Regions from separate parts of the Homo sapiens genome. Here region 1 is linked to region 2. A link is an interaction called in ENCODE POLR2A ChIA-PET data of the cell type or tissue named here. Cell type or tissue: PC-3. All regions are shown on one strand. Links, peaks and the distances in the headings refer to the core of each region. The heading gives the core; the rest is flanking DNA.

Region 1 (5,381 bases), core at 145-5,144, 210 kb before region 2:
AAAAAAATGAAAAACTTTTTGTTTACACACTTCTGACACCAGATATGTGGATTTTCTACACTGAGCAATTCTCCAATTCTCTGGACACCAACTGGATGTCCTACAATTTGACTCAATTCTTTTTTAAATTTTAATTGTAAAATATTTTTTATTGAGACAGGGTCTTGCTCTGTTGCCCAGGCTGGAGTGCAGTGGTGTGATCGTAGCTCACTGCAGCCTCCATCTTCCAGGCTTAAGCAATCCCCCGATCCTCAGTCTCCTAAGTAGCTGGGACTACAGGTGCACCTCACCACACCTGGCAAAGTTGCTCAGGCTGGTCTTGAACTCCTAAGTTCAAATGATTCTCCTTCCTTGGCCTTCCGAAGTGCTGGGATTACAGGTGTGAGCCATTATATCTGGCCAATTTAAGTCATTTCTGACACTACCTGGAGCTAGCACAGGCTCCCACAGGTTAAGGGCTGAGTATCCAAAGACTGCCCCTGACTTCAGTCACCAGTTGCAAGTCCCAGGTTGTGACCTGTAACTTCTGACTAAGTGGCTATAAGTTGAGGGTTCCCACAATTCCCTCTTGAGGTTTGATAATTTTCTAGAATGGCTCACAGAACTCAGGAAAACACTCTATTTACTATTACTGGTTTTATTATAAAGGATATGTGGGGCAAGCTAAATGGGAGAGACGCATAGGGTAAGGTATAGGGGAAGAGTGCAGAGCTTTCATGCCCTCTCCAGGTGCACCACCCTCCTAGTACCTCCTTGTGTTTGCTAACCTGGAAGCTCTCCAAATTCCATTGTTAGGGGTTTTTATGGAGCTTCATTAGGTAGGTGTGATTGATTAAACCATTGGCCATTGGTGATTGCACTTAAACTCCAGCCCCCTCTCCCCTACTTGGAGGTTGAGGGATGGGACTGAAAATCCCAACCCACTAATTATGTGGTTGGTTTCTCTGGCAATCAGCCTCCATCATCCAAGAGTCACCTCATTAGCATAAACTCAGGTCCAGCTGGAAGGGGCTTATTACGGATAACAAAAGATGCTCTTCTTACCCCCTATCACTCAGGAAATTCCAAGGGTTTTAGGAGCTCTGTGACAGGAACCAGAATAAAAACCAAATATATTATTTCTTATTATATCGCAAATTCACAGGCATATTCTTGAGGGAACATAGAAGTAACCAGTAACGCTGCTAGTGGCAATCATGGGAGGCTTTATGCAGTAGTACTCGATGAAGGAATAAAGAGGATTAGATTATGCTACAGGAAGTGACAGTGGGGTTAGGGGGGACATCTCATTGTGGAAGCCCTCATGAATCAATAGAATTTTAGGAAAGAAAAGACTGGAACAAAAAAAATTTTTTGAGTGCCCCCACCCACCAGACAAAAAATTTTTAAAAATGAATTAATGATCTTCACAGCTGCTGAAGTAAAGGTGGGGATGGATCTCATTTCCATGGTAGATTGATTGATTATGAAAGGAAGAGATGATGGTCCCTATTTTATCAAGAAGTGGTTTGTGTTCAAAAAGGAGTTAGTAGAAAGAGGGGATTAAAAATCGGAGAAAGCTTAAATATTTGAAAATCTTGAGGATCAATCAGTTAAGATCTGTATCTTTCTCTGTGTGATGCTTTAGGAACAGCCAGCGAAGAAGTAGTGGGAATATTAGGAACTATTCAAGTTAAAAAAACATGTTAAAAGGCTTAACTTGAAGAAAAGCATCAAGGAGAAAAGCTGGAAGGAATGAGGAAGTGTAGGAAAGTATCTTAACAAGTCAGAATATCTTTGACACCAACAAGGAAATATGGAGGAAACTGGCTGTGAAATTTATAAAAACCAAGAACTATTTCTTGTAGACAAAATTTGGCATGAACAGTGAAATATTAAAGCCCAGAGAACAACAGTGATTTGAAAGACTGAAATTTGTCCCTGAATCAAATGTTGGGAATTGAGATGTTTCATCATTTGTGTTATTCAAAAGAATTTTTTGATTGGCCCCATTTTTTTTTTTTTTTTTTGAGATGGAGTCTCAGTCTGTTCCCCAGGCTGGAGTGCAGTGGTGCGATCTTGGCTCACTGCAACCTCTGCCTCCCAGGTTCAAGCGATTCTCCTGCCTCAGCCTCCCGAGTAGCTGGGATTACAGGCACCTGCCACTATGCCCAGCTAATTTTTTGTATTTTTAGTAGAGACAGGGTTTCACCATGTTGGTCAGGCTGGTCTCGAACTCCTGACCTTGTGATCTGCCCACCTCAGCCTCCCAAAATGCTGGGATTACAGGTGTGAGCCACTGCGCCTGGCCTGTTTTCAGTCTTTTTACTGCAAGGCTATGATCTTCTCTGGTCCGGGAGTCTGCCAGAGGAGCAGGAACTTCCCAGTTGAACCTTATTAGTAACCACCTGGAAGATATTTATTGAACAAGTGTCACATCTGTAGTCTTGTGTATCTAGAAACCTTAAGCATGCATTATTATGTTTTAATTGGAAAATGCATAGGCTTTAAAAAAAAAGATTGTGAGCTCTATCTGAACTTTTGTTAAGTACCACAAAATTAAGTTTGTCAGACAAATAGACATTTGAATCAGAGATTTCCAAAGTATTTTAAATTTAGGAACCTAAACTCTTTTAGAACAGATCACATTACCGAGTAAAGTGATTAATGTGGTTTCAGATGTTCAGCGTAGAACTGAATGTTTGTGCCTTATTGGTATGGGCCAAATGAAAAAAAAAAAATAAAACACACAAGTTTGCCAAATATTGGTATGCCTTAAACATTTCCTGAAGGCATTTGGTGATGAAATATAAATATATCTAATGTATAAAGTAAGAGAGTTTTGTCAAAGGTAATATGCAGCAAAGCTGACTAGTTTGAAGAGGTTTGGGTTACTGAATAGACGTCACACAGGAAAAAAAAATAAACTAAATGGACTTATAAGGGTTAATTTTTCTGACCTTATCGATATTTTGTGGATAGTAAAGAAGTCATCTAGCTATTTTTGGCATAGGATTCAAGGAGCTGGCCCACTCTGGGTGGTCTATAAATAGTAACTCTAGGTAGCAGGGACTGGCTAAACAGGACAAATGTGAATTGGTTAAAAAGAAAATCCTCTTCTTATTACTCATTGGGGTTAATTCTATGATTATTAGTCATATTTTATTGTTGAGAACCTGAAATTTAACCCAGGTTTTTTTTCTTTTTTTTAAATTATCACTACAGACTCTGCCTTTTCTACTATGCTGTAAAGTGTTACTTTATTTTATTTTTTCTACCTTAAGGTTAAGGAACCTTAACCTTTTGTTTTTGGCAATATGGTAGGCTAAAGGTACAGGAAACTCATTGCAGTTTAGCACACTAAAAAATGATGGATTGAAAAAATAAATCAAAACTCTTATTTCCTGGCTCCACTGGAGACAAAGTAAGGGCTTCTCAGAGGCCAGAAATAATAAAAGATAAGATGAGTCTATAATGATAAGCTAGCATTGGAAGTGGTGCTTGTTCTGGATATAGTTCCTGATCCTTGCGGCGTAGTGTCTGGGGATGGGAAAGAAAGCTGTGGACCCAAGTGAGGTGGGAAGTCACAACTGAGGCCTCCCTTTTCCTCTACCCAAATAAAGCCAGAACTTCCAAAGAATGACACTCTTGGTTGCCAAAAGAGGGGAACAAAAGTTGCCCTACCACTCAGGGAGACTGTTATTAAGTACCTATCTTGGTTTTGGCTTTAGTTAGAGTGGAAACAAATGAAAAGTCTTTCCTGATAATTCTTTACTCAAAGCCCCTACCTAATCAGGTTAGAGCCTAAATTTATACTACTAGTGTGATCCCCCCAAAATCAAGACAAAAATGCAGTTTAGGTGGGCTTATGTTGGTGGTGCCTGTAGGCACCTGAGGGAATTGAATGCAAATTCTTCTCAGAAGAGACACTTTATAAAAGAAAGTGTCCATCCTAGAAAAACTGGAGACCCATCTCATATGCAGAGACACACACAGGCTCAAAATAAAGGGATGGAGGAAGATCTACCAAGCAAATGGAAAACAAAAGGCAGGGGTTGCAATCCTAGTCTCTGATAAAACAGACTTTAAACCAGCAGAGATCAAAAGAGACAAAGAAGGCCATTACATAATGGTAAGGGGATCAATTCAACAAGAAGAGCTAACTATCGTAAATATATATGCATCCAATGCGGGAGCACCCAGATTCATAAAGCAAGTCCTTAGAGACCTACAAAGAGACTTAGACTCCCACACAATCATAATGGGAGACTTTTTTTTTTTTTTTTTTTTTTTTTGGTGAGACGGAGTCTAGCTTTGTTGCCCAGGCTGGAGTGCAGTGGCGCGATCTCAGCTCACTGCAAGCTCCGCCTCCCGGGTTCATGCATAATGGGAGACTTTAACACCCCACTGTCAACATTAGACAGATCAACGAGACAGAAAGTTAACAGGGATATCCAGGAATTGAACTCAGCTCTGCACCAAGCAGACCTAATATACATCTACAGAACTCTCCACCCCAAATCAACAGAATATACATTCTTCTCAGCACCACATCGCACTTATTCCAAAATTGACCACATAGTTGGAAGTAAAGTAGACCAATATCCCTGATGAACATCGATGAAAAAATCCTCAATAAAATACTGGCAAACTGAATCTAGCAACATATCAAAAAGCTTATCCACCATGATCAAGTGGGCTTCATCCCTGGGATGCAAGGCTGGTTCAACATACACAAATCAATAAATGTAATCCAGCATATAAACAGAACCAAAGACAAAAACCACATAATTATCTCAATAGATGCAGAAAAGGCCTTTGACAAAATTCAACAGCCCTTCATGCTAAAAACTCTCAATAAACTAGGTATTGATGGAACATATCTCAAAATAAAAGAGCTATTTATGACAAACCCACAGCCAATATCATACTGAATGGGCAAAAACTGGAAGCATTCCCTTTGAAAACTGGCACAAGACAGGGATGCCCTCTCTCACCACTCCTATTCAACATAGTGTTGGAAGTTCTGGCCAGGGCAATCAGGCAGGAGAAAGAAATAAAGGGTATTCAATTAGGAAAAGAGGAAGTCAAATTGTTTGCAGATGACATGATTGTATATTTAGAAAACCCCATTATCTTAGCCCAAAATCTCCTTAAGCTGATAAGCAACTTCAGCAAAGTCTCAGGATACAAAATCAATGTGCAAAAATCACAAGCATTCTTATACACCAATAGCAGACAAACAGAGAGCCAAATCATGAGTGAACTCCCATTCACAATTGCTTCAAAGAGAATAAAATACTTAGGAATCCAACTTAAAGGGATGTGAAGGACCTCTTCAAGGACAACTACAAACCACTGCTCAATGAAATAAAAGAGGACACAAACAAATGGAAGAACAT
Region 2 (5,381 bases), core at 297-5,296:
GGGCTGTGTTACATGAAGTGATGTATGTGGTTCCCGAAAAAGCATGTGCTATTCAAGCTCTCCATTTCTTCCCAGGAGCTTTTTGGTGTTTTAGCTCCACTTCTTATTGACCTTGAAATGTATGCCCAGAACCACACGGCTTTTGCTTAACTCCAGGGAACCCTACAATATGATTTGTATCCCTTAGGATTAATGAGGATTTGAACACTGCTATGGTTTGAATGTCAGTCCCCAAAACTTCATGTGGAAAGTTAATCCCTCTGTCCTCATGAATGGATTAATGTAGCTATCGCTGGAGTGGGTTCATTATCAAGGGAGTGGCTCTGTTATAAAAGTGAGCTTCCTCTGGCTCTCTTTTCCTGTGCTCTCTCTGTCTCTTGCACTGACTTCCACTTTCTGCCTTTCTACCATGGGATGACCATCACTAGATGTTGGTGCCATGCTCTTGGACTTCCCAACTTCCAGAATAGCAAGGCAAATAAACTCCTTTTCTTTTTAAATTGCCTAGTCTGTTGTATTCTGTCACAGCAACAGAAAATGGACCAACACAAGTACTTTGTATAGCCCTGTACAAGCATGTAATGTCATCCTCATAACCATCCTGCAGTGTAGATGTTGTTACCCTTAGCTCGTAGATAAGGAAATGGAGGCAGACAGCTGGACTAACTTGCTCAAGGACAAGAATGTACAGCTAGTAAGTAGCAAGGTAGCTTTGGTCCCAGGTCTGTGTGATTGCAAGTTCATGCCATCCATCACACTCTATCCTGGAACATTTAGCTTTTTAAAATCTGACTTCAGCCCTTCACCCACATGCCTTATCTCATTATAGAATTCCATGCTTAAGGCTCTCCAACCACTTACATGCAAAGTGGAACGAACAGCTTTAACCAACCAATCACAGATGCAGTCACGGAGTGAGGTGTCCCAGAGCTACCACACCAGCTCTGTGTACTTGGGAAGTAATTGACCTCTCTAGGAAGTCATGAGCCCCAGTTTTGTCTATTTGCCGAAACAACTGGTTGGACTGAGTGATTTTCAGGGTGGTCCCTTTTAGCCCTAAAATTCTGAATTCTTGGGTAAAGCCAAGCAGCTTGATTTATTGGTCCTTTGTAGTGTGTTCTAGAACACAGCTGTCTTAAATGTAGCTATCCACAGAAAATGGCTGTTCTGTATGTTTTCATAAGGCCATCAGTCGCTGTAGAAAATGTTGAACATTTGAGGTGTAAGAAGGATAGACATTTGGTGCTTTTCATGCCACATTTCTCAACACCTGTACATCTTGTGTTTGCATAAATTATAACATGGTAATTGCATAGCCATTGTGGGCAGCCTATACCTCAAAGGTGAGTGGGAGAGGAGTGGGAAGCAGGAGGGCTGCCCCAGGGCTCACTGCCAAGAGAATCTGGCTGGTCCGTTCTGAAGTGGTGAATCACTTCCTGTGGAGCACGTGTCCTGGCCCAGGTGGCAGGAGAAACAGTCCTGGTTCCAGACCTGCCCCTGGCTCACTCTGGGATGGGAACAAGCTCAGTAGTGATAGAACATTCACCACAGCTCCACTTCTTGAGTGCTTTCCATGCAATCTCACTAATTCTCCAAGCATTGCTGGGAGACAGGTGCAGTTTCCCCTATGTTAGAGATGAGAAAACAGAAACTCGGAAAGTGTAAGCAGTTAGACAAAGCCACAGAGTCTGGATTGGAACCGAGGGCTTATTTATTCAGAGCCAGTGCTTTCGAACACCAAACTATATTCAGGTTCCCTTAACCTTTCCATCTGTGAAGTGAGGGACTTGAACCAGTGCTTTCCAGCATATGACATGCATACTTCTGGGGGTACTTGAGACTATTTTAGGTGGTGTCCAGATATTCACTTTTAATTTTAATGACTATGTTTTTCATTTTAAAGGGTGTTAAGAAAAACGTAACTCAAACTCACACATTTAGGATGCATACAAATATAAAGGGGAATTGATTTAGGCTCTATTTATAGAAAAGTCAGTCCAGATGATAAGGCAAACATGGTGAGGGTGAGGACCTTCACAAATGCCTAAAGTTTGGGGATTACTGAGTCAGATAATATGCTCCAATGTTTTCTGGTTCCTGCAGGACACAGCAGGACCATGGCCTCCCTGAGCCTCCAGCACAGTGTCCTAGCTCTAGGGCATTTGGGACACAAACAGGGAGAGAAACAAACTGTCTTCAGGAGAGTTAATTGGTCAAGGCTCAATTTATCCTCTTTCTAATATCTCCCCCTTCCTTTTACATCTCCTAAGCATTCAAGGCTTTGATGTCAACATATTCCTTGAGTGAGTAGTTTGGCATAAATTGCAAAGTGGTTGGATGCAGATGTATTTAGTTAGGCCAGCACAGTGATCTCTTTGTTTTTAATTTGTGAATTTGAATGTCTTTAGGTTGGGCATGCACTCTAGTTTGCACAGACTTCCCCTCTCCTGATAATATTACCTACGATAACTACCAGAAGGCATATGAGTTTGTGACTCTTGGCTTAAGACCTTATTTCCCCAAGGTCAAAATCCTTAAAGGCCTGAAGAAGTAGTCCTTCAGGGCATTGAGCTCCTAGGGAGCCATCAGCACTGTGGGATTTCTAACACACCTAGAGTCTCTAATTCATGTGGAGTTTCTGTGCCAGCCCTGCAGATGAGAGGAAGTCAGGACAGGAGCCTTGCCTAGAGATTGCCATCTGCACAGCCTTTTAAGATTCTTTGATAGGCCAGGCACAGTGGCTCACACCTGTGATCCCAGCACTTTGGGAGGCTGAGGTGGGTGGATCACCTGAGTTCAGGAGTTCGAGACCAGCCTGGCCAACCTGGTGAAACCCTGTCCTTATTAAAATACAAAAATTAGCTGGACGTGGTGGCACGCACATAATCCCAGCTACTTGGGAGGGTGAGGCAGAAGAATCGCTTGAACCCAGGAGGCGGAGGTTGCAGTGAGCCGAGATCGCACCACTGCACTCCAGCCTGGGAGACAGAGCGAGACTCTGTCAAAAAAAAAAAAAAAAAAGAAAAGAAAAAAAAAAAGATTGGTAGCGCAGTGGCTGCTTTGCAATTTTCAGACTGGGAGTATAGTGACACCTGGTGTCTGGTGTCATTCTTCAAACCCAGCAAGTCCCAGTCTGAGCTCATCATTTCCATCCCCAAACTAGCTTCTCCTCCTCCCTCTCACTCCCCTGTCTGAATGAAGGCAGCCACCAGGCTGGAAACCTCACACTCATCATGATTTCTTCTGTCTCTTTTCCCATACCTCATCCCTCGCCAAGGACTCTCAGTTCGATTAGTGTTGATTTTATGTATTTCACCCCTTTATAGCTCGTAAGTTCACCTTTCCCAGTGCAACAATTTTCTAAGAGCTCTTACCTACACATCGCTACCAGGTTAATATTCTTAAAGAACAGTTCTGACTGCACCACTTCTTTGCCAGAAGTCAACAGCTCGGCACGGCCTTCTGGATAAAGTCCAACACCTCAGCTTGCCCGTGACTTGGACCTGGGCTACCCACTTTCCACTATCCCTGTGCTCTCCAATCATGCTCCAGGCTTTCTTGAAACTCAGGTTACAGCTTCCATCTGCATGGACCATTCTTTCAAGAGTTTTGGTTATGAAGAGAAGTGGAACGAAAGAGCCCATAAGAGAAGTGGAGAGGAAGAACAAATGGTAGAGGAGATAATCCAGAGAGGGATTTTTATTTCCATAGACAGATGTGATTTGAGCATGATTAGAGGCAGAGATTAAAGGGCCCACTGACGAGAGGTGAAAGATAAATACTGGCACCTACTGAACACCTTCTATGGGCCAGAGATTCAACTCTGTTTTACAGGAATAGCTCATTTGATCCTCTCAACAACCTTACAAAGTAGATGCCATTTTACAGATAGGGAAACCAAGGCCCAGAGAGAAAATTTATTCATGTAATAGCTAGAGAGAAGTAGAACTAAGATGGGAACCCAAGCCATTCCACTTCGAACCTGCTCTCTTCACCATTTCATATAAGAAAGAGGGAATGACAAGCAGAGCAAAGTCCCTTACAAGGGGGGAGGAGGAGTAATTCCAAGCATGGGTGGGATGGTCATCCACCCACCTCACACAGGAAGAGGAACACCTCTTCCCTGAGCCAGGGGAGAAGTAGGGTGGGATGTAGATGATGCAGTTTGACTCACAGATGTATGAAAGCTGTTGAAAATGTTCTTGCTAACGGTTTTCTGTTGATAATTAGAAAGAAGTGGTGGGGTAGAGCTTGAGGAGAGTGAGGGAGTTCTAAAATAGTTGCTCTGGGGGAATGAAAGAGAAATTGTAAGGACCTGGAGTCGGCATGCCCTGTGCTGAAAGCTTGCTCAGCTGAAGTTACAGACCATGGATTTGTACAGGACTCAGGCACAGAGTTGTGTGAGTTCTTATCTTCCTTCTGCTACTAGTTCTAGGTGTCACTCACACACTGTCTCCTTTGTGAAACCTTCCGTGATCTCTTAAGCTGGCTGTGGACTTCCTTTAAGTTCCCACAGCAGCCAGGTGTGGTAGTGCATGCCTGTTGTCCTAGCCACTCAGGAGGCTGAGGCAGGAGGACTGCTTGAGCCCAGGAGTTTGAATCTAGTCTGAGCAACATAGCAAGACCCCACTTTCTAAAAAAATAAATTTCCACATCATTTTGACCCTTTTGCATGATCCTTGTATTAATATATCTTGTATTATAGTTAGATGTGTATACTTCTGTCTTACTACATTAAAGGCTCTCTGACGGCAAGGATGATGTCATACTTATTTTCTTTCTTTCTGCTCTAGTACATTATATTGTATTATAGTTGCTCATTAAATGTATAGTCATTTATTGGTTAACTGTTCCCCTCCAGATGGAGCTATTTCTTTTATTTTTCCTCTTTTATTATTTTTTCATCTCTTACTATCTATCTGTGCCCCAGAATCTCTCTTTTTGCTTTTTTAATTTTTCTTCCTCACTGAAACTCTCAGGTGACTAATGGTGGCTGTGGGCACTGCCTTGCTGATCTGGGTTCTCTTGAGGCTAACTGTGCAGAACACTTCTAGAATAAATGAAGATCATGTAACAAATAGAGATGGTAGTGCTGTCTGAAGAGTCTCTGGAGTATGTCACTGTGCTTCTTACCAACATAGGGATGCCTTGACTAAAGTGGGCCTGAAATGGCTGAAAAGAAAAACCCTTAGTTTCTACAGACAGAAATGGTATGTAATTTAACAGTGTTACACAGGGACCTACACGGGGGCTCCATAGCACCCACATTTCTACACAGTTCATTTTTTTCTGGATTTTTCTTTCTTTAGTTGCTACCCTCAAAGTGCCACAGCATGAACAGAAGACTTGTCTCACAGAAGTCAACAGTCATTGAGGAGATG

What was found. ChIA-PET counts read pairs that join two places held together with the same protein. Peaks named below come from ENCODE experiments on the same cell type or tissue, not always from the same donor. Only the 100,000 strongest peaks of a DNase experiment are listed, where the experiment ranks them.
Region 1: POLR2A ChIA-PET joins it to region 2 with 7 read pairs; 2 of 35 experiments call an interaction of 5 or more read pairs at or near these places.

What each region holds. Positions count from the first base shown.
Region 1 is chr1:161,824,941-161,830,321 of GRCh38, forward strand. All of the region lies in intron 9 of ATF6 (activating transcription factor 6), which reads left to right. Among named protein-coding and RNA genes, the nearest start is that of ATF6, 61 kb to the left of the region's middle. In PC-3, for the core only: no CTCF peak of the experiment used is centred there; a DNase peak (open chromatin) is centred at 3,041; H3K27ac peaks cover 1,272 bases.
Region 2 is chr1:162,034,034-162,039,414 of GRCh38, forward strand. No RefSeq gene overlaps it. Among named protein-coding and RNA genes, the nearest start is that of OLFML2B, 13 kb to the left of the region's middle. In PC-3, for the core only: CTCF peaks have their summits at 3,103 (motif pointing left) and 4,865 (motif pointing right); DNase peaks (open chromatin) are centred at 1,438 and 3,128.